Regions from separate parts of the Homo sapiens genome. Here regions 2 and 3 are each linked to region 1. A link is a loop called in an ENCODE intact Hi-C map of the cell type or tissue named here. Cell type or tissue: psoas muscle. All regions are shown on one strand. Links, peaks and the distances in the headings refer to the core of each region. The heading gives the core; the rest is flanking DNA.

Region 1 (7,376 bases), core at 1,844-4,343:
AAAGAGGATGAAATTCTTTTTTTTTTTTTAAATGGAGTCTCACTCTGTCACCTGGGCTGGAGTGCAATGGCGTGATCTCGGCTCACTGCAACCTCCGCCTCCTGGGTTCAAGCGATTCTCCTTCCTCAGCCTCCTGAGTAGCTGGGATTACAGGCCCCTGCCACCACGCCTGGCTAACTTTTTGTATTTTTTTTAGTAGAAACAGGTTTCACCATGTTGGCCAGGCTGATCTCGAACTCCTGACCTCGTAATCCACCCACCTCGGCCTCCCAAAGTGCTGAGATTACAGGTGTGAGCCACTGTGCCTGGCCAAGGACGAAGGTTTAAATTAACGCTTTATAAATCCTGGGAGACTTCATTGATATTGCCCAAGATGTGTTACTGGGAACACACGTTTTGCCCAAGATTTGTTGCTGGGAACTCACAGTACTAGATGCCATTTTCTCTTGATAAAAAATCAACCTCAATGATATTTTCTCCAGATAATCTCTTTTCCTGGACACATTTATTTTGTCATTATTTCTTTAGTATCTCACCTTATATGTACTGTTACCCTTTGCTCTATTGGTCAAGTGGAATTGGTAGCAATAGATGTTCAATCTTTCATGAAAACCTTGCCACTTTAAAATTTGAAAACATCATGAGGTTTTTAAAGATATAGTGGAGGGTACTGTTTAATATAGTATAATAGCAAACATATAAAGACAACCTCTTCAGGACCTGGAAATATTTTTGTCAAATGAAGTTTTGCTTAATCCATTGCCATTACTCATCAATTGAACTCAGTTTTTAAAAGAATGAAGTTGTCTGTGTCTTTCTTGATTTATTCATTCATTCATCTAGCACATACTTATTAAGCACTTATTATGTGTTTTGCAAATTTCAGGTAATAGGACTATAAGGAACAAAAGAAACAAAATCTTTTGCCTTGACAGAACTTACCTCTTAGTGAGGGAACACAGGCCACGTTAATACAAAAGTAGGATTTGTGGGTGTTTACTAATTGTTATGATACACCACTAATACACTTTTTTCTTGCTTTATACCAAAGGAAATAGTACTTATTATTAAATAATTAGACAAAATTCAACAACCTTCTTGGTGCAGTTCAATTTTATTATATTTATATATTTTTAATTGGATGCAAACAATTTTTTTCCTTTCAGTCTAAAAATATTGATTAAAATCCATTCCTTTACCCAGCGGTGGTACAAACATGTTTGAAAGAGTCTTAGAAAAATTGGTCCATTCTTTATTTTCTTACTTTAAAAATAAATCAGCTGAAGCTTGGAGATCTTATGTGACTTCTCCAACGATGTATAGTTGATATCAGAGATGGAACAAAATCCAGTACATTAAGGAAGCAATTCTGAGAATATTCACAATTACTACACTATAGTGTGGAATAAGACTAGAAGTGAATTTGATTTATTTTCAAATTAAAAAAATTATGAATCAAAACATGTGAAGTGGCTTAAAATCATATGTTGGTTGAATTGAATGAGAAAGGTGAAATTGGACAAAAACATGCATGAACTATATCTCGGCATGGTTCCATAGAGGCCATGTCTTGTCCCTCAATAAACATTTTTTTTTTAAATTTTAGAGCATAATTAAGTTACTCCTTAATGACTATTTTAAGAGACACTAACAAGGGTATAAAAATAAAAGCCAAGGTATGTGAACTTTCCATTTACGTAAGCTTGCTAAATAAGCCCCTCTTCCTGCACCTCTCTAGGCAACTGATCCTGAGCACACGTCTCCATGGCGGCAGGAGTCATTGCTTTTTAGATCACGTTCTCCGAGCAAGAGCCGAGAAATCGATATCTCTCACAAGGCTGTAGACGTGCTGGAACTGATTAGTCATTAACCTATTGTCACTCCTCCCAGCGCTCATGGAAGGAGTTGCAGCATGTCAATGGATTTTAAAAGAGTACCAGGATTAAACTTCTCCATGGCAGTGGGCATTTGTGAAAGGTCTGTTCTGAAATACCAGTACCATCTTCTCACATGTTAAGGGCCAAAAATCTCAGTAAGTCACTCCAAATCAGGTTTTACAGATGATTTTTTGAAATATTGATTCTGGTATTGTCCCTGAAAATTTAATTTATCAAATAAGCCAATTAAGAAGCGTCTTTTAAAGGCACGTAGGGACCATTCAGCACTGGATGGACAAGAAAATGAACATATTAATCTTACAGTCAGCAACGTTTTGTTGATGCTTTGGAAACTGAACTGCAAAGGAGTACTTAAATGAACTGAAAGAGTTAATTTGACTTCTAAGAGCCATAAACTGGCTTGGGTTGGGTGGATTCTGTATTCCCAGACTCTGGTTCAATAAAAATGTAAATGTTATCTGGGTACACAAAGCATATTTCATGGCGATAATGAATCTGTTGACATACTGTTCATACTTTATTATATAAATTTTAGTAATGTATTTGCCAGAGAGAAAAATGAATACACAGGGAAAGACTCTGTGCTCAGCTCTACAATCTGCCCCAGGTTGGCTGGCACACGTTCGCTTCTGACCTTGGCGCAGTTTGCTGGGCTGCCTTGATTTAATCAATCAGAGCCCTGTGGATGTTGAGAGGAACACGACGGCGTCATTGACTGAGCTAATCTAACTGGATTTGAAATAGGAGCTAGAAGATGGGTTATTTTTAAACCAAAACCCACTGATGCATAAACCTATCCTGCAGCGTGATTGCTTAGATTTATAATCGATTAGGTGTGTCTTAGTGTGTATGTAATCCCTGAGAGGTGACCACATTAGGAGGGGATGGGCTTGAGTTCGCAGGCAGAGGAGGCCTTCTCCTTTGGCTGGCCTGCCGTAGGCTCTGCCTGCAGGCCCAGAATGGAGTGCTGTTTAGTGTGACCTGTTACCAGCATGGGCTTTCTAATTTGCAAGGCCGCGGGCAAAACGGACATGCAGAACCTTTTGATCAAAAATTTTGAAGAATTTCAGGGTGGTGACAGCAGAACCTTAAACCAGCTGCACAAGTCACAGATCCAAAAAGTCAGCCTTGCTTGCTGGGTTATGAGGATAGAGGGCTGCCCTCTAGCGTTACAGGAAAGAGGAATTCTGCTTCCTGATGTTTGCTTTTTATTTTTTCTCCCACAGGCCCAGTTAGAGATTCCCCAGCAGGTTTCTTTTTGCAACAAATAAATTGCTACAGAGTAAATATATGGGAGAACCTCTTGCTCTCCAGGCCTTACCCTTGGAGTGGCAGCCCTGCTACCCAGAGACACAGAAATGAACCAGAGGTCTCCTTTGGGGTCCCTTTAGTTTCAAGAGTCCATATTTCACGCTCCTGGCTTTGTACTAAAGGACGTTTTTCATTTTACTTCATATGGCTTGTAAGTTATTATTTTGTTTCTTTTTTTCTTTTTTTCCTTTTTGAAATACAAACTTGTGGAGAACTTTTTAAAAGGCATACTTAGTGCAATCGATTCTAAAACATGAATACAGAAACTGTAATGATTGTACTGTTTCACTTTTTTTGGTATTAAACATAAAGCAATGACAGAAGCCCGCATAAAAATAAGCATCAAAACAAAACAAAGATCAAACAAAGCCTCAGAGAAGCACTGACATATTCTTCATTTTTATATTATTTTCCTTCTAAGTCCTGTGTCTATGATGATGAAATTTAAATTGTAGTGTTCAGGAGGAAAGGAGGAGTAGGAATGTTGATTTTTGTTCCTGTTTCACTTCTTGTAGCCTTACTTTTCAAAGTAAATTGGAAACTATTACAAGGGTCCCAGGATCCCTGTCTTTCCCACGCCTTCACCCTGCCCCCTTCATCCAGCACATGGTAGGCACATAATGTTAGTTTAATAAACTAATGGAAGGATGAGTGAATTAAAAAAAATTCAAAAAGATCAAGGGCAAAATAATCTCCATGTCATTACATTGTAACAAAATTTCTTAAAAGTCTTAAGACTGCCTTTACCATACAGAGAACATATATATGGTATACATACTGGATATTTAAAAGATTCCACTTCCCCACTAGGAAGAAGGAGACAGTAATTAAGCATTTCCTTTTCCTCATAAGTTTTTCAGCTCTTTTCGCATAAACCTAAATGACGGATTATTTATTTTTTCTCCCTTCTTGAGTGGGTGAAGACAAACATGTATCAATACAAGGGGTAAAGAAGCAGCAAAGATTGAAGAGAAGATGAATAATTAGTCTGTTGCTAGCACAGGAAAGGACTGGAAATGTGCAACTCTGCCCGCCCCAGAAAGACCAAGCACACAGCCGGAGGAAGACAGAACCAACACAATAGAAACCGTGTCCAGCTTCCCACTCAACCGTGTTTCCTTGGAAGGGATTGGGTTCTGGATATTTATACCGCGGATTCATCAGTGTTGTCTGTCATGGAAGCTTGCTCTCAGAACCTTCAAAAACCTAAAATCTGGGAGTATAGTAATCACATCCTGAGGTTCATAGCAAAGCACCGAGCCCAAAGCATCCAGCCCAGTGAGGTTTGGTGGGAGGGTCTGAGGTTGAAATTACCTGGGTTACAGTCACAGGAGGGTGTTGGAGTGGAGGGCAGGCAGGACAGGGTGGGGGCAGCAGTCCATAAACACTGCAGGGAAGAGAATTTCTTTCTGCTGCTAGGGCAGGATGACCCACGGTGGGAGGTGAGCCTTGGGACCTACAGGAGGCTTCAGGGGGACACCCCCCCACCCATTGCCTCCTCCTCCACTCCTTGTTTCCAGGTCCTCAGAAGGAGGGAAGTCCAGGGACCAGGGAGCCTGGTGGGGCCGGACCTGAGGTACTGCACGCAGCCCTGGGCCCAGTCTCCTCGGCCACCTCCCTGCCTCTGGTGTCTATGAGATCTGCGGGTGAGCTGTGCAGCTCCTGAGCCCTCATCCTTAGGCCCTGTGGGCACTGACGGATGCTAAAATGAAAACCTCTGGAAGGATCCGTGCCCGGCCTGGCCCTGTGCTCAGGGTAACGCAGCTACCTAGCTTACATGCCCTCTGCCAGCGAGGAGGACAGGACAGCCAGGGAGGCGGGGCATGGGGCCATTCGAGAAGGTTCTGAGGTCTTAGGTGGTGACAAGGCTGAGTCCTGAGAGCTGGTCATCTCCTGGAAGAGATGAAAAGTGCATGGAACAGCCCTCTGGGGCTGCCCTCTGGGATGCTCGCTGGTGGCAGGAGAAGGGAGGGCTCTTGTGCCTTGGATTCCTTGGGGTAAGGCTTTGGGGGAGGAGGTGGGATTTGGGGGCTCTTTGGGCCGGACCACACTCGAATAGGAGGAAACTTCCAGAAGGGTGGGTTCCTTTGGTGATAAGCAATGAAGCCCCTTCGGCCCCCAGGGCGAAGGCCAGCGGCCTCCGCTCCCACGCGTGTCGGGAGGGGACACTGTCCCTGGTGACATCCGCCCCCACAACGCTCCTGCCGGGTCTCTAGCGCCTCCTGCGTCCAGGCCCCCAAGGTGACAGGGAGGGAGCTACTCCCAGGGCCGACCCGCCCGCTCCCGCGCCCAGCCGCTCTCCCCGGCGCCCCTTTGCCGCCATCCCCGCTCAGCAGAGGGGCTCGGCGAGGACCACGACCAGCCACGGGGCAGCTCTGTAAACCTGTGATATGACAGGCTTATACGGCACCTCCAAAGTGTGACTGAAGCTGAGCGTGCAGGGCGCAACGGACGCTGCCCCCGCGAGGCCGTGGCGGGGGCTCCCAGTGCAGTCACTGCCGCTTCACTTCCACATGGTGCCGGTCTCCAGTTAGGTCCCCTGGCGTTTCCGCGCCCTGCCGCCCTCGCAGGGAGCCCCGGCCCTCTCAAGAGGGTGGAGAGGATGGGGGAGCCCTCAACCCTGCTACGCTGAGGGGAAGAAGGGCTGGACGGCAAACCGGTGCCCACCGCGGGGAGGCGGGAAGGGTGGGAAATCCTCTCCAGCTCCCCAAAAGAGTGAAAAGGAGGGAGACCCCGCTGTCCTCTGACCCGCGTACTAAAGGAGGGACCCCCCGGGTCCTCTGACCCCGGCTGCGCTCTGTGACTGTGGGGGAGGGTGGGAGCAGGCCCCGCAGCCCACTAAGGGGTGGAGGAAACAGGAGGGTGGCAGCGTCCCTGCCCGCTGACCTTGAGGTAGTGGAGAGGAGCTGAGGAGCCCCGCAGTGCTCCGAGCCAGGTGGGGCGGGGGGAGTGGTGGGGGTAGGACTCCCTCCCTCCACCCCTTAGGCTGTGTTCTCACTTCGTAGCGGGGAGGGCCGTCCCTCCCACCCCACCCACGCTGCACTCGGGATAGGGCAGAGGAGGTGGACGACCTGGTGGCTGAGTGTGGGAGGCCGGCGGGCGAGGACGACCCCGGGCCGGGGCGCAGCGGGAGCCCCTCAGTTCGCCACTCCCCCCACCGTACAGCCCCCGCCGTCCCCAGCCTGCAGCCGGGCCGTCGGGTGGGGGCCGACACCGCCCCTGCACGGAGGCCGGCTGCGCGCGGGGCGGGGAGCGGCGGGCGGAGGGCCCCGTGGAACCCGCCCCCTCCCGCGCGGTGGCGGTGGCGGCGGCGGCGCCGGGAGCTGCCCCCGAGGCCGCCGCCCGGCCCCCGCCCGCGCGTCAGCGCGCCCAGCCCGGGGCGCCGAGCTCCGCCCGCGCCGGAGGCCCCTGCGCGCAGCTCCGGGTGCCGGCAGCCGGGCCGGCCGAGGCGGCGCGGGGGTGGGACGCGGGCGGCCGCGGCGAGCGGCGCTGCCCGGGCCGGGCGCGCACGGCGGGCGCCCTGTGAGCGGCCCCGATGTGGCAGGAGGCGATGCGGCGCCGCCGCTACCTGCGGGACCGCTCCGAGGAGGCGGCGGGCGGCGGAGACGGGCTGCCGCGGTCCCGGGACTGGCTCTACGAGTCCTACTACTGCATGAGCCAGCAGCACCCGCTCATCGTCTTCCTGCTGCTCATCGTCATGGGCTCCTGCCTCGCCCTGCTCGCCGTCTTCTTCGCGCTCGGGCTGGTGAGTGGCCTCCCCGCGGGTCCAGCGCCGCGCCTTCCCCGGCCCTGAGAGGAGCCCGGCCAGCCGAGCCGCGTCCCGCTCCGGGCTGCCCCTCGGCCCGCGGCAGCCCCTCGGCCCGCGGCAGCCCCTCGGCCCGCGGCTCCCTGCTTCTCCTGCTGGCCCGCGGCCCGGTGGACTCTGGCAAGGGCTGCGGGCGGGAGAAAAGTTTCCTGGGAAGGCTCTTCCCAAAATAAAGTTCCCGAGGTGTTCACCAGGTGGACGGGCAGGGCGTGTGCTTTTTGCATCTTTGCGCACCCGCTGGCAAACTCTGCGCTTTCCGCCGGGCACCGCTGCCCGCAGCGCTGGAATAGGTCTTCCCCGACTCAGCCCTGGGCTTCCTGGGCGAGTCGCTGTCTCCTGCCCGGTTCCACTGGCATGGCCCC
Region 2 (7,376 bases), core at 3,117-5,616, 570 kb before region 1:
GCCACCGCGCCCGGCCTTTTTAGTCTTTTTGAGTATAGTCTTTCTAGTGGGTATGGTGAACCCCAAATATCTGAGACAGTTCAAGTTATTTCCAGTTTCCCCTGTAATTTTTTTCTTTGGCCTATAGGATAATATACTAATATATCTTGTCTTAAAATCTATTTTGCTTGATATTACTATAGCCTCTCCAGCTTTCTTATGGCCACTGTTCTCACAATATACATGTTTTTTTTTTAAATCCTTTTACTTTCAACCTATTTGCACCTTTAAATGTAACTTGAATCTCTCATAGACAGTATTTCAATTAGGTCTTACTTGTCTTTCTGACAATCTCTGTATTTTATTTGGTGCATTTAACCCATTGACGTAGTTGCACTTTTGTCTACCATTTTGCTATTTTTTTTTTTTCTGTACGTCTTGTTTTTGGTCCTTTACTGCCTTCTTTTATGTTAAGCAAATAGGTTTACTGAACCATTTTAATTTCTTTCTTAAATTTTTCCTTGTTGCTGCTATTGAGCTCCAGGTATTCCAGCCATGTCTAGTCCATTGCTTGGCCTCTTCTGGCTTCCATTGGGTTAAATTGAGATGCTTTTCAAAGTTTTCTCCCCTAAAGGGTTTTCTCTCCCCTTCTCCCTCTTGTACATCTACAAAGTTTGACCATGTCTGTTGCCACGGGGCCAAGCTGAGAGAGGGTGTCAGCTCACAAGATGGCCTGAGCTCCAAGGGTGACAGAGCACACATCTCTGCGGGGCTCTTTTTCAGTCTTAAACAACCTCGCACCTTTCTTGGCTCCAGCAATACCAGGGAATAGTCCTGTTTTTTAGGGGTCCAGGTGGCTTCTCACAGCCCCCTTGCATGGATGATCCCCAGTGGATGCAGTAGCTTCTTGAGCTGAAAGCTCCTTCTGAGAATGGGGAGTCTCAACTCGCTTTGCTGCCTCTGGGTGGCTGGGATCCTAGCTCGTTTTCTAGCTCTCTGTGGTGCCCTCTGATGACACATCGGGACAGGTTTCTTGCTGTGCCAGATTTGGCTTCACTGGTGTCTGTGCCCTCCCATCCAGTTACGCCTCTTCTCACCTCCGTGCTGTCCTCAGCTCGCCTGGGCATTGCTGAGTATGTTTGTAGGGTCTACCACTCACGGACCTCCAGACATAGGTGAGAATCAGTTCTTTTTCTTAATTTTTTTAAATTTTATTATTAAATTTTTTTTTATTATACTTTAAGTTCTAAGGTGCATGTAACGTGCAGGTTTGTTACATATGTATACATGTGCCATGTTGGTGTGCTGCATCCATTAACTCATCATTTACATTAGGTGTATCTCCTAATGCTATCCCTCCTCCCTCCCTCCACCCCAGGACAGGCCTCAATGTGTGATGTTCCCCTTCCTGTGTCCAGGTGTTCTCATTGTTCAGTTCCTACCTATGAGAGAGAGCATGCGGTGTTTGGTTTTCTGTCCTTGTGATAGTTTGCTCAGAATGATGGTTTCCAGCTTCATCTATGTCCCTACAAAGGACATGAACTCATCCTTTTTTATGGCTGCATAGTATTCCATGGTGTGTCTATGTGCCACATTTTCTTAATCCAGTCTGTCATTGATGGACATTTGGGTTGGTTCCAAGTCTTTGCAATTGTGAATAGTGCCGCAATAAACATACGTGCGCATGTGTCTTTATAGCAGCATGATTTATCATCCTTTGGGTATATACCCAGTAATGGGATGGCTGGGTCAAATGGTATTTCTAGTTCTAGATCCTTGAGGAATTGCCACACTGTCTTCTGAGAATCAGTTCTTTATTTCCAAATCCATGTCTATCCTCCTGAGCTATTTGTGTGTATGTGTGTGCATTATTTGTGTGTTTGTACATCATGCAAAGTAATGAGATGTTTAGAGGCAATGGCAAAAAGGAACAAACTGTCTTGCTTATTTTATTCCCCCCAAGTCTCTTCTTCCCCCTTCCAGCCTGTTTTTATGTATAATCTTCTGGTGGGGTTGGGAAGTGTGGACAGTGAAGGGAAAGCACCTTGCAAATTCTTGTCAATTTTCTCTAACTAGGAGGGTCTCATGCTTGTGTCAGTGCCACAAGCTGAAGGCCACCAAGAGGATATCTAAAGGTTAACAAGCTGGGTTTATTACTCATTTTGACAAGAAAGAACACACATGGTGAAGAACAATAAGGCGTCTCAGTAGGAGAAGGAGGTATAGGATTTGGGCTTTGGTTGGGTGATTGGGAGAGGGTGTAAGGCAGCAGGTGTTTGCTGTGGATTGGTTGCTGTCAGAAAGCAGGGAAGATCCTATGATTGCGTCTCCCCCATGTGTCTTAGTCTCATCTGTAGGGAGGGCAAGCTGCGGTGAAGATAAGCCTGCAGGGGATAAGAAGCAGCTGTCACTCACTCTAATCAGGAGGTGGTACAGCGACCTTGTTTTTGTCTGTGCTTAGACAAAATTATAAAGCTCCTTGGTTTGTCTCACTTACTCCTGCTCTGAGTAAGCTCACCGGGGGAGCTGTTCTGTGAGAATGTTTATGTCCAAGAGAAAAATAACCTGACCCCCCTGTGAGCGTCAGGGTCTGCTTTGATTTCTTCCTTCCTCACCTGGCGACCTCCTTACTGAACCCAGTGGTTTCTCATATGTTTGTCCTTGACTCTGTGTGTGCACATGTGATTGTGTGCATACATGTGTGTCTATGGGGCAGAAAGGGGAAAGGAAAGTAGAACTCATTTCAGGCCTCATGTAAACAACCAGAAGGTAAAACTTCGCATCTCACCCCGCTCCACTTGTATTTGATCGCTGTTTAATGGCAGGCGGCTCTGGACAGAGCTAATTTTCCTCTGAGTCAACCTCACAAATCTTGTTTTCTTTATTCTCTCATCACCTCCCTCCCTCTTCTGCCTGATGTTGCCGGCCCCCTTGTGGAATAATCTCAACAGCATGGGCTATTTTGCTGTTTTGCTGCGTCTCTATTTAGGGGCACTGATTTGTTCCAAAGTTACTTGAAGAATCATCTGTGATGGGTGGTCCCATAAGGGCGTGGCTCATCAGTTTTTCTGGAAGCAATTGAAAGCCCAGAAATGTATTAGGGCTCAAGCATTGCAATAAAGCCCAGAACTGAAATTCCTGTGTGGGAACTGCAGGATTATATGAGAAATAAAACAAAACAAACCAACAAAAAACCCAAAGACAAAACAAACAAACAAAAGAATGGGGAAAAAAAGGTGATATGAGGAAGGATCACTGGGAGGTGCTGTTTCTCCACTGAGGCTAACGGGGTTGAGCAGTGGGCTCTGAGCTTTGTTTAACTTCTCTCCTCTGTATTCCGAAGTGTGCTGCGTGGCTTGCGGTCTGTGAAGAATTGTCGCAGCTCTTGCCTGGCAGCTTATCACTGTCGGTTATGCTTCTTTCCAGTCACACCTTGCTCCAAATGACTTAGCTGATGTCTTCCTCTCAGAAGTGTACCTGACTAATCCTTTTCTTCTATGATTTAATTTGGAAGGGAGCTGCTTTTTTCCCCTTCCTTTTTGCATTTATTCAGGTACTATGACAGCTTACAGTTGACGAAGATTGCATTTTCTGATGGAGAGTGGTATAAGCGAGCTTGAAATTTTGGGTTAGACCTATTCCTCCCTTAAGAATGTCAAACTTAAAATATTTTTCAAATATACTGTGTGACAGAAACATTTATTGCTCAGTGAAAATCCATGTGACACCCACATTTCCCAGAGCCTTGGGGTTAGGCAGGGCCATGTAGCAAGCTCTGGAGAGTGGTCCTCAGCATGACCGTTGGGCTTCTAAAGCATTTAAGAGAAGAGGCATGGCCCTTCAGTTCTCCCTTCACTGATGCAGTGCCCTGGAAACCATGCAATCCAAATGGTGCAGCCATAAGGAGCAATTCACCTGGGCCTCCAAGTCGCTGCTTGAAGCTGAGAGTCCTTAGATAGTGGCTGAAACCACAGAAGACTTGTGGGGTGAGTGGGTGGGGGGTCAAATGGAGCTTTATGCAAAGCCACTGAGATCTGAGGGTTGGTTTGTTACTGCAGCATAACACATTCTGATTAATACAAAAATATTTAAATGCTAGAAACTACTGCATCTGCAATAACTAAGAAATAAACTAATGCATTACTAACAGAGATAATTAACAATTTAATAGCATTTAAAAAGTTGGAATCTTGATGCTTAGGAAATAGAATTTGTGGAGTTTCTGTGAAGGGGCTTTTTGAGAGAATGAAGGGCTAGCAGTCAGTGACATTGTTTGACTTCACATCAAATGTCTTCCTTTTCGTTACCTTCATACAGGCTCTGAGCATAATTGGAGTCATTTAAACATTTTTACTCATAAATAGAAAAATTTTTATTTTTTGGAAAGAATGGCAAAAAGGAAAAGGGAGGCATTTGCCATGAAAGTGTGAGAAAATGATTGCGTTAGGTGGAAGTACCTGGGCTGTGAGCAGCGATGCATGAAAGAGAAAGGAAAAGCTCTGTGTATTCACGATTCTAAGAGCCTAGAGGAAAAGCTCTGTTGCTGATTCTTCCAAGAGCCTAGAGAGGTTGAACTTTAAATCAGACAGTTCCTAAGTGTGGCCTCTAGAGGTCGCCACCATCCCACGACAGCTTGGTGGTTGAGCGGTGGGTGATAAACGAGGAAGACTGTAGGGGCGCCTGTTCGCGTGTAAAGACTATAAGAAACTTCATTTGTTTTTGCATTCTGGAAATAATGTTCATATGCAGCAGTTTTAAAAATCGATGTTAGAGAATGCAGTTAAAATTCTCTCCTAAATTTAGTTATTTCTTAATAAAATCCAAATGTTTGCAGAAGTACATGTTAAACAAAACAGGAGGTGACTGTGTGATTTAAAAAATAATTCCCGTTAGGATTTCTTTAAATGTTAACCATTCTACTTCATTTCATCAATTTAGAATAATTTATTTATGGCAACATTTTAGAAGTAGACTTAATAAAGAAAAGTGTACCAGGATAGTTTAATCTGATTTAACTCAATATTAAGTTTCCTGAACTCTATAGACTATACACAGTCATATATAACCAGAACTATTCCTTGGGTGACTTCCCAGAGGCACATTTTGTTAATAGTCTTTTGGGCGATTTTCTTGCTCATCATGAAACCATAGTAGGTGCTAAAGTACTTCCTCGTTAATTTTTTGTTTTTCAAAATTTTCTGTAAAAATCATGGAGTTAAATAGAATATGCATACACACATTATTTATTTTAAAAGTATTTTGCTTTTTCCAAACAGTGGGAAACATTCAAAGTGTGTTTCTGGGGTAATAGCAGCTTTTTAGAAAGTTTTTAAGAACCTGAGAACTAAAGAGATGATGTTTTAGCATTTATTCACTTTGTCCCTCAAAGCACGGCAGAATTATTTAGAGCTGCTTGTTTGCCTCTTTTTAGACATCTCGTTAGGATTCAGACTGTTTCTTGCACAGGGGAGATCTCAGCCTGAGGAAAACATGATGTAGAATGCATTGGGAAGATTCCAGTAAGATCAAGGGGAGGGGGCTTGGAGATGGAAAATGGGCCAGGACTTTCCGCTGTGCCCCACTTCTGCCTTGCAACCCTGTCGTCAACACGGGGATGGTGACCACTATAAGCACAGCTGCATTTGCTTCAAGACATAAAATGCAGACTTCCCTGCTTGGTGTGAAGGTGCCACAGGCAAGCAGACTGACACAGGCTCTGGAGGGAAATCGTGCATCCTGTCTGTTGCACGCGAGGATGCGATGGCCACAGTGATGCTCCAACCCACGTCTGTTAAGTGGGAGCAGAGCCAGGAGCTGGGCGATGGAACCCATGGTTTCTGAAACAGGAGAGTTGCTGCTTCACAGCGTGGAGGTGCACAGTCCAGCCTCTCACAGTTGCCTTGGCTAGCAGCAGAGCAAGGGAGGATCAGGTGGATAGTGTGGTGATTACAAATGCAGCTCGATGCTTTCAGTTGTGGCACCAAATACATTCTAATATTTAAAAGGACCTGTGAATTGTAAGAGCTGGAAAACTAATCGAAGATGGACAGTGCACCCTGGTGACAGACTCATTCCCCTAGTCTGGTGTTGAGGACATACTATGCTGTTAGTGCTTACCATGTAGGAGGTCAACACACTGAAGGAAACTCAGCCACTTTCTCATTCATAACTGCACAATAATGGCCTCCATTATGCTTTTTGGAGGACCCCTTTTTTGGACCACAGCTAATCGGGCTTCCATCTGTCACCCAGGTGTCCCTTGGCCAGAGTCATTGCCCTCGAGGTTTCCCTCAGTGTGGCTGGCTCAGCTGGCTGCCTGCGTGGGCAGCTCCTATCACCTCTGCCAATTCTCCAGCTTGCTTTCTTCTGACTTTCTCAGTCACTGCTGAAAGTGGGTTTGCAAAGCAGTTTCTTCTTCCCCCACAGCGCCCTGTCCCACCAGGCTGGTATGAAACCCCGGCTGCCTTCCCTAGAAATCCCAGCAAACCAAACCAAACCTCTGTGAGGATCCCTGACGAGGCCCCGGTGAGGGAGGACCCGAGGCAGGACACACTCCACCGCCCGGCCGCTCCTCCTGTGCAGGCCCCTCACCCTCTACGCGCTGCTCCGAGTCCAAGGCTCCCAGTCAGCCGCCTCTGGGTGCCTTAGACCACCGAGGGTCCAGAGTGGGGGACCTGGGAACCTTTCCCCCGACTCTGCTCTGCCGATGTTTTCCGCCCACACGGCGGCAGCACCACTGTGTCCCCTGGGGAGACCTGCTGTTGTTCCGGCTTCCCCTCCCACAGGGCTGACCCGTGCACCTCTTCCATTTGCCTCTCCAGCCAGGGGTGGCTGTCGCTTTCTGCTGTTGCTCACCCTCCCTGTTTGCTGCTCGGCCCCCTCCGTCACGGGTGACCAATCCCCTGCACGGAGTTCTCTCTGTTGTTCAAGTGGCCCAGTTGTTTCCCTGGCCAGATCCTCAAGGACACAGTTGTCTCCTTCCTCCGCTGACTCTTTCATTTTCTTCTATTCCATTTTGTCCACGAATATTCCTCTGTCTTCCAGAAGTAGGTGATTCTGACACCTAAGCCTCGTGGCTGTTCCCATTCCTCTGAGGAATGCAGTCCTGACAGCATCCTTATCCCCCCGGGGATCAGTGCTTCCTGAGTCGTAGAGAACTGTTTCTGTACCTTGTTGTGAATAACTAGACAACATTTTGTCTTACCTAATCAAAATGTCCCCCAAAATCCTTAGGTTCTTTTAAAATGAATACATTTTTACACTTTGGGTTACAATCTGAAGATTAACACCAGTGCAATATATGATTAGTTTAGAAGCCTCCCTTTCTAGTACATGAAAAAAAAAAAAGCAATGAGTTTTATGATCAAAGTTAAAGAATTAGCCTCTATATACCTTGA
Region 3 (7,376 bases), core at 3,117-5,616, 420 kb after region 1:
GATGTGTCAGAAGAAGAGAGAAATTTCCTTCTGCTCTCATGCTGTTAACAGGAAACTCAAAACGGAAAGAAAATGAACTGTCCCTGTTCACTATACATACAGAGAATCTCAAAGACACTTAAAAGGTCAGACACCTTGGTCGTTGTTAAAGCTGTAAGTAAGAGGGAAAAGTACCACACTTAGCCATAAAACAATACTAGTATCTTCCTCCTAGGTGGCTGTCATGTCAAGCAGAGTGACATGCATCTCTACACTATCATGAAGGAGACTAAGACCCAAGACCCAGGGATGCAGGCTGAATGCATTGCTTGTATCCATTTATTCAATCTTAACTGAAACCCAATGAGGTAGGGAGTTGGCTGGGTGCAGTGGCTCGTGCCTGTAATCCCAGCACTTTGAGAGGCCAAGGCGGGCGGATCACCTGAGCTCAGGAGTGCGAGACCAACCTGGCCAACACGGTGAAACCCTCTCTGTACTAAAAATACAAAAAATTAACCAGGCTTGGTGGGCACACAACTGTAGTCCCAGTTACTCGGGAGGCTGAGGCAGGAGAGTGGCTTTAGCCTGGGAGGCGGAGGTTGCAGTGAGCCAAGATGGTGCCAGTGCACTCCAGCCTGGGCTACAGAGCAAGACTCCATCTCAAAAAAAAATAAAAGAAAGGTAGGGCGTTATTGTCCCATTTAACAGGTGAGGAAAACTGAGGCCCAGAGAAGTTAAATGACTCTACCAAGGCCACACAGCTAATGATTGAAGAAACTGGAGCTGAACCTATTTTTGCCTGATGCAGGCAATATTCCATTGGCAACCCTCTCCCAGGTAAGCTGATTATCACAGTATGCAGTTTTTATGCTCAGCTGGGAGAAGTCTGATGAGATCTCCTAGAAGCCCGTCAGGAGAACAGAATGCTCCTTAGATAACAATCCCCATTTATCTTCCAAATCAGATACAGGGGAACTTGAACACCAGAAGTTTTTCAGCATAGAACACAGGGCCAGACACATGACAAATGCTCAGTGAATATTTATGGAAGGAAGAGGGAGAAGAGAGTACAGAAGAGGAAGGTTATGTTTATTTTAGCCTAAAAAATTACCTCGGTTATTACCAAACAGACACTTGGGTTATAAAATCATCTTGGTAAACATGCATCTACTTTAAGCAATGTTCCTTGCTGGTGAAACTTCCAAAACAACCAGTTTATAAAATATGTTTCAGAGAACTGAGCGAGTAGTCTCTGTGTAGCTGGAAGCCCGTTAAATAGCTGGGGATATGTAACATGAATTATTCAGATAATAGGAGAAATAACTGCTTCATACTGCCATCAGGTATTTATCGAGACCAAACTTATGAAGACTTGTTGAAATGAATTGAGTTCTTCTAGAGACTGAACATAATTTTTTCTAGGATTTGCTAAGCCCAAATGACTTACTGATGTTGAATTAAACTTCATTCCCAGAACTCAATCTCTTCTTTTATTACTGACGTCACTTAAAACCTCCAGTTTAAACCAACTGTGTGAAAACAGATTGGGCAATAATTTCTCAAGGAGCGGAGCTTGTTTGCTGCACCTTGGTTTGGTAAAAAGCAAAATCATTTCTCCATGGCAAATATGTCCTCCTTACTTGGGCAGTTGTAATTTTTACTACACAAGATTTTGCTTGTTGATTTAACAGCTTGTGCCTCCTATTAAGGAGCAAGATGTTTTCCAACTGACTGCACAAGCCTCCAAATCAGGTTTTCCCCATAAGTCGTGAGACAAAAAAAAAAAATACTAGTGAGCTATGATAGAAAAGACTAACTGTTGTTAAGAAATGACATTCTGAAATTCCACCAAAGTTAGCTGACGGTCAACTTTGTAGCTCCAATTTTGTAGTTACATGGTTTTTCTCTCATAACTGTAAGTTGAGAATTTACTGCAATAGTTCTGTTTCCTTTGACTTTTTCTGGAATGATATAATTCACCTGAGGATAGGAAGATGTCTTTCCCTCTTGAACAGAGATTTAATTCTTCTTCTCCATTCATATTTATACTGTTTAGTGCAGTGATTCTCAACTGGGAGCAATTTTACTCCTCCCCCCGCCCCCCGGAGCATTGTTATTGTCAATGGAGACATTTCTGGTTGTCACAATGAGAGGTGAAGGATGCCCCTGCCGTCCAGTAGGCAGAGGCCAGGGATGGTGTTAAACACGCTGTGATGTGCAGGACAGCCCGCAAAGCAGAGAATAACCCAGTTCAACCCAGTTCAAGTGTCCATGGTGCCAAGGCTGAGAAACCCTGCGTTACTGCAATCCCCATGCACACTCCTTATTAAACACTGTGTGGAGCAGATGAATAACCCCTTCTTCATTTTCCTCTCCCCTTTAGCTACCACCTTAGTAGCAGCTTTTCTCTACCTTGCTGTCACCTTGAATAGGTGCTTATGTCTACAGTCTCCATCTATCTTCTCACCCGTCCCTTCTGAGTCACTGAGAGTTGGGCTTTCTCTTCACTTTCCGTAAAGGAAAGTGACCCAAGGTCAGCAGGTGGCTCCTCTTTGTCCCCGGACCTTTCTTCATCTCTGATTTAGCTCCCTTTGGGCTCCAACGCTCATCTCAGAAGTCACTGCCTAAGGCCCGCAGCAGCCCCAGGTTCCATTTCTCCTGGTCTCTCAGCTGTTTTCCAGCGTGCCTTGCTGGTTCCCCTCCCCCCGACCCATGTCCTAGCCCAGGGCATATTGCCAGCTCAACCCTCTGGTATCCCACTCTCCTTTCTTCCCTTGGAGCCCTCACCTGCTGTAGTGGGCACATTCACGATCCTTCCTGGGTGCGTGCTTCTCGAATGCACAGCGGTCAGCTTTGACCTTCCGCCAAAGCCTAACCAGTCCGTGTCTGCATTCCTCCCAGCCATTTCCTCTTGGTGATCCCACTGCCAACCTAAGTATAGTTATTCAATAGGCATTTATTGAGTTCTTCTTCTTTGTCAGGGACTTTATTCTGCTGTGGAGACACAGATTAATAGAGCAAAGTCTCTACCCTGGTGGAGCTCACAAACCAGTGAGGGATGCCGACTTGAAAAGACACAAGGCACTGGCTTCCGTGCTAACACGGACATCCATTCGGCCAAGCAGCCATGCCCGGCAGGCCTGGGACCGCATGTCATTGAAACCCCGAAGGCCCAGCAGCCCAGCAGGCAGGCTGGAACAGAAACCGTGCTCCACCCCACTTTGGTGCACAGAATCGTTAAGTATTGGGGGAGCAGAAACCTTCAGGACATTTAAAGGAATTAAATGAATTCTACGCATATACTAATAATGTAACAAAAAATAGAAACTTTTAAAAAGGTGAAATTCCAAATATAAATATAGTAAGTGCTACAAATTCATGTTAAATATAAACAGGTAACAGGAATGATAAACAGAAATTAATAGGAAATCTGCATAGAAATGTTCACTTCTTCCCACTGGGAAATCTTCAGGACTTCTCTCCTTCAGCTCTGTAATTCCCTCCTCCTCGTGGGATGACACAGCCCTCAAGGACGAGTAAATGAGGAAATTGTTACCCTCCATATTAGTTTGCTAAGGCTGCCATAACAAAGTACTGCAAACGGGGGACTTAAACCACAGAAGTTAATTGCCTCGCTGTTCTGGAGACTGGAAACCAAAGATCAAGTCGTCAGCAAGGTTGGTCTCTCCTGAGGCCTCTCTTCTCCCCCTGTCGGGCCTCTTTCCTTCCTCTCCTTGTGTCTTCACACGGCCTTCCCTTTGTGGGTGACTGGGTCCTAACTGCCTCTTCTTAAAAGGACACCAGTCATATTGGATTAGGGCCCACCCTTATAAGCTCATTTTATCTTAATCACCCCTTTAAAGACCCTATCTCCAAATATGGTCATATCCTGAGAGACTGGGGTTAGGACTTTAACATATGAACTTGGAGGGACACAATTTAGCCTAAAATCCTCCATTTCAAGGCCTAAGAGGGCAAAAGGAGGGGGATGTTCCCAGAACTAGAGAGAGCTGCAGTGCAGAGACAGTAGCTGCCACCCGGGGCAGTAGCCCTTGTCCTCCGTGAAGAAGACTGACCCCTGTGGAAAGCCTGCGGTGAGCAGGGAAGAGGAGGAACGAGGCCCCAAGCCTCCTCCCTGCTCTCTTTTTCCACTGCACCTCCCACTGGGCAATCGCCACTGGCAGCCCAAGGACAAGGAGCGGGCACCCCCTAGCGGTCAGGCCACCAGAGCCAGAGCCCCGCAGAGAAAGGCAAAGGCCGGCTGTGGAGGGGAAAGGAGGGAAGAAGGCGCCAGCCCCTCCTCAAAGCCAGCTTCCCTTGGTGATTTCTGGACTAATACGATACAGGTTCCCCGTGGTCAGCCTTAGCCCGCATGATGCGTTTGGCCTGAGGGGGCCTGAGACACGGAAGTCAGTGTCTTCTAGCACCTAACGTCTCCCCTTGGCCACACAGTGCTTCCTTGAGATGGGATTTGATTCTTATAGAATGTTTGCAGTGCCTTGTAGCATTAGAATTTGCCTGCATTCCTTTCTGCCTAAAGCTCAGGTTTGGGACAAAGGGGAACAGTTTCCAGCTGTGATGCTCTAACTTCCATCTGCCTGTGTGTGTTTGTTCTCAGGAGCCCGAGCGGCAGTACATGCACATTGGCACCATGGTGGAGTTTGCTTTTGCCCTGGTAGGGAAGCTGGATGCCATCAACAAGCACTCCTTCAACGACTTCAAATTGCGAGTGGGTACGTTCTGCAAAAGAGGTCTCGGTTTCAGTTGTGGCAAAGATGTGGAATAAGGAGTAAGTCAGGAGATATTGATGATCCTTTCAGTGTTGGAGTAGAACAATTACAAATGCATCCCGTTGCAAGACTGGATGACAGAAGGAAGGACACTTTTGAACAAATTAGAAAAAAAAAAACCCTTTGATTGGACCTAGGCTACCTGCACTCAGTCAAGGTCGCGTCTACAAACACGGCACGCACAGCCTTGAGCCATCCTGCGTTGCTGATTCACTGTGAGACATCCACTAAGAGCTGCTACATTATTTTATGGGCTGTTGCCAATTAAACTGGGACCTGCCACTAACTATAAGATACACCCATATTTCAGAGATGTAAAAATATTTTCTTTAAAAAAGTGGATCTTAGAATTGTTGCAATACAGTTCCATCTTCCTGGGGCCACAAGCTGTAAGAACACCAAATGTGTCATAGGTTCTGAAACAGCGACAGCTTTTCCGATTGTGTTCAAATCCTAGAGAAAAAAAAATCCAGCTTTCTTTATAATATTGTTAAAAAATAACCTTTAGGCCTGGTGCAGTGGCTCATGCCTGTAACCCCAGCACTTTCGGAGGCTGAGGTGGGAAGATCACTTGATTCCAGGAGTTTGAGACCAGCCTGGGCAACATGATGAGACCCCATCTCTACAAAAAATAAATTAGCTGAGCTTGGCGGCGCACGCCTGTAGTCCTAGCTACTTTGGAGGCTGAGGCGGAAGGATTGATTGAACCCAAGAGGTTGAGGCTGCAGCAAGCCATAATAGTGCCACTGCAATCCAGCCTGGGTGACAGAAAGAGACGCTGTCACCAAAAAAAAAAAAAAAAAAAAAAAAAAAAAAGTAACGTTTACTTGGTTGAAAACAAAGGCTTCCTGATTTCTAAATTTTTAACAGACTTTAAGTTGATTTTTTTTAGCATGTTTCATGACTTGCCTTTTACAAATTGTTGTTTTTTTAAATGTGTGTTTTAAGCCATCAAGTCAACACACAGCTTGGTTGCGATGTGTGCAGTTACTTGCAACCATTCAGAGTTCTAAGAGCTTCTTTGACCATTTTATGGTTTTCTTGGCAACACATTTTGCTTCTTCTGAGAGTCAGTTTATATAAGAGCAGTTCAGGCAGCAAATTCTATCTGAATGGTTTTTAACGCTCTCTTACATACAAATTTCAACTTTAAAAAGAAATCTGAATATTTAAAGCCATTTTCTTCCTTTGCTATGGGTATGTCCTGAATGTCATTTAAATCCAAAATATGTTACATCTCTTTCACAAATGAGATGTGTTTCTCCACTTGTACTATTAGTTGTCAGTGTTTAATCATATTTTTCTTTTTCTTTTTCTTTTTTTTTTTTTTCTTTTGTGAGACAGAGTCTTGCTCTGTCACCCAGGCTGGAGTGCAGTGGCACGATCTCAGTTCACTGCAACCTCCACCTCCTGGGTTCACGTGATTCTCCTGCCTCGGCCTCCCAACTAGCTGGGATTATAGGCATGTGCCACCACACCTGGCTAATGTTTGTATTTTTAGTAGAGACAGGATTTCTCTACTATTTATATTTAGTAGATTTAGTATATTTAGTAGAGACATGTTGGCCAGGCTGGTCTCTCACTCCTGACCTCAAGTGATCTGCTCACCTCAGTCTCCCAAAATGCCATATTTTTCTTTCTACTTTCTCAGTTCTGTGCATAGTAAACCCCTATCGGGGGCTCTACCTTACACAAAGATGAGATGACCACACCAAACATGGGCGTGTCCCTTTGACCCCAGAGACTCTACACTGTTTTGACAGCTTGGAAAATGGGCTCCTCAAATTTTGCTACTATACCTCTTTAAAATAAAAAAAAATGTATTACATGGGTGTATTAGGGTTATCTGGAGGGACAGAAATAATAGGATAGATGTATATATAAAGGAAAGTTTATTAAGAAGTATTAACTCACACAATCACAAGGCGAGGTCCCACATTAGGCCGTCTGCAAGCCGAGGAGCAAGGAAGCCAGTCCGAGTCCCAAAGCTAAAGAACTTGGAGTCTGATGCTGGAGGGCAGGAAGCATCCAGCACAGGAGGAAGATGTAGGCTGGGAGGTGAAGCCAGTCTAATCTCTCCACGTTCTTCTGCCTGCTTTTATTCTGGCCACGCTGGCAGCTGATCAGATGGTGCCCACTCACATTGAGGGTGGGTCTGCCTTTCCCAATCCACTCACTCAAATGTTAATCTCCTTTGGCAACACCCTCACAGACACACCTAGGAACAGTACCTTGCATCTGTCAATCCAATTAATTTGACATTTAGTATTAACTATCGCAATGGGAGAATGACCTCTTCTATTATCAAACTTATATAGACCAAAATCATATTGCCCTGCACTGCAGCATGGGACCAGAACGGCTATTTGCCAGTCATATGTGCTACCTCCAACGTGCCATTTTCCTGGTCTAGACTTCAGTGATATTGTTCAGATTCACGCGAACTGTTGAATGGACCTCCTTCCAGTGGTGTTTATTGACATTAAATGTCTACTTTACCCTGATTGTCCAATAACTGATAAAGTCTATACCCTCAACCCCATATATCAGCCTTGTTAGATTTCTAAGGAAGCCTGAACTCAACGTTTCACTTGGCCTTTGATTCTC

The links. A loop is a pair of places that touch in the nucleus more often than their neighbours do. Peaks named below come from ENCODE experiments on the same cell type or tissue, not always from the same donor. Only the 100,000 strongest peaks of a DNase experiment are listed, where the experiment ranks them.
Region 2: it touches region 1 in a loop (4-fold over the local background); 18 of 110 quality-filtered maps call a loop at or near these places.
Region 3: a loop joins it to region 1, with 2.6 times the contacts of the local background. A loop is called at or near these places in 7 of 110 quality-filtered maps.

The regions. Positions count from the first base shown.
Region 1 is chr5:7,389,553-7,396,928 of GRCh38, forward strand. LINC02142 (long intergenic non-protein coding RNA 2142) reads left to right here. Exons shown (of 4, transcript NR_183263.1): 4 at 1,739-2,352. LOC107986403 (a long non-coding RNA gene) reads right to left here and starts at 6,397. Exons shown (of 2, transcript XR_001742597.2): 1 at 4,524-6,397; 2 at 1,096-4,422. ADCY2 (adenylate cyclase 2) reads left to right here and starts at 6,586. Exons shown (of 25, transcript NM_020546.3): 1 at 6,586-6,954. The coding sequence starts at 6,745. RefSeq lists enhancers at 5,136-5,901, 5,902-6,667. In psoas muscle, for the core only: CTCF peaks have their summits at 1,920 and 3,059 (motif pointing left); no DNase peak of the experiment used is centred there; H3K27ac peaks cover 2,500 bases.
Region 2 is chr5:6,816,459-6,823,834 of GRCh38, forward strand. All of the region lies in intron 1 of LINC02236 (long intergenic non-protein coding RNA 2236), which reads left to right. Among named protein-coding and RNA genes, the nearest start is that of MIR4278, 7.8 kb to the right of the region's middle. RefSeq lists an enhancer at 6,674-7,258. In psoas muscle, for the core only: CTCF peaks have their summits at 3,231 and 4,605 (motif pointing right); a DNase peak (open chromatin) is centred at 4,600.
Region 3 is chr5:7,812,269-7,819,644 of GRCh38, forward strand. ADCY2 (adenylate cyclase 2) reads left to right here. Exons shown (of 25, transcript NM_020546.3): 23 at 4,598-4,712. Among named protein-coding and RNA genes, the nearest start is that of CFAP90, 35 kb to the right of the region's middle. RefSeq lists a silencer at 2,568-2,862 and enhancers at 2,932-3,469, 3,706-4,434, 4,435-5,162. In psoas muscle, for the core only: a CTCF peak has its summit at 4,188 (motif pointing left); a DNase peak (open chromatin) is centred at 4,173; H3K27ac peaks cover 510 bases.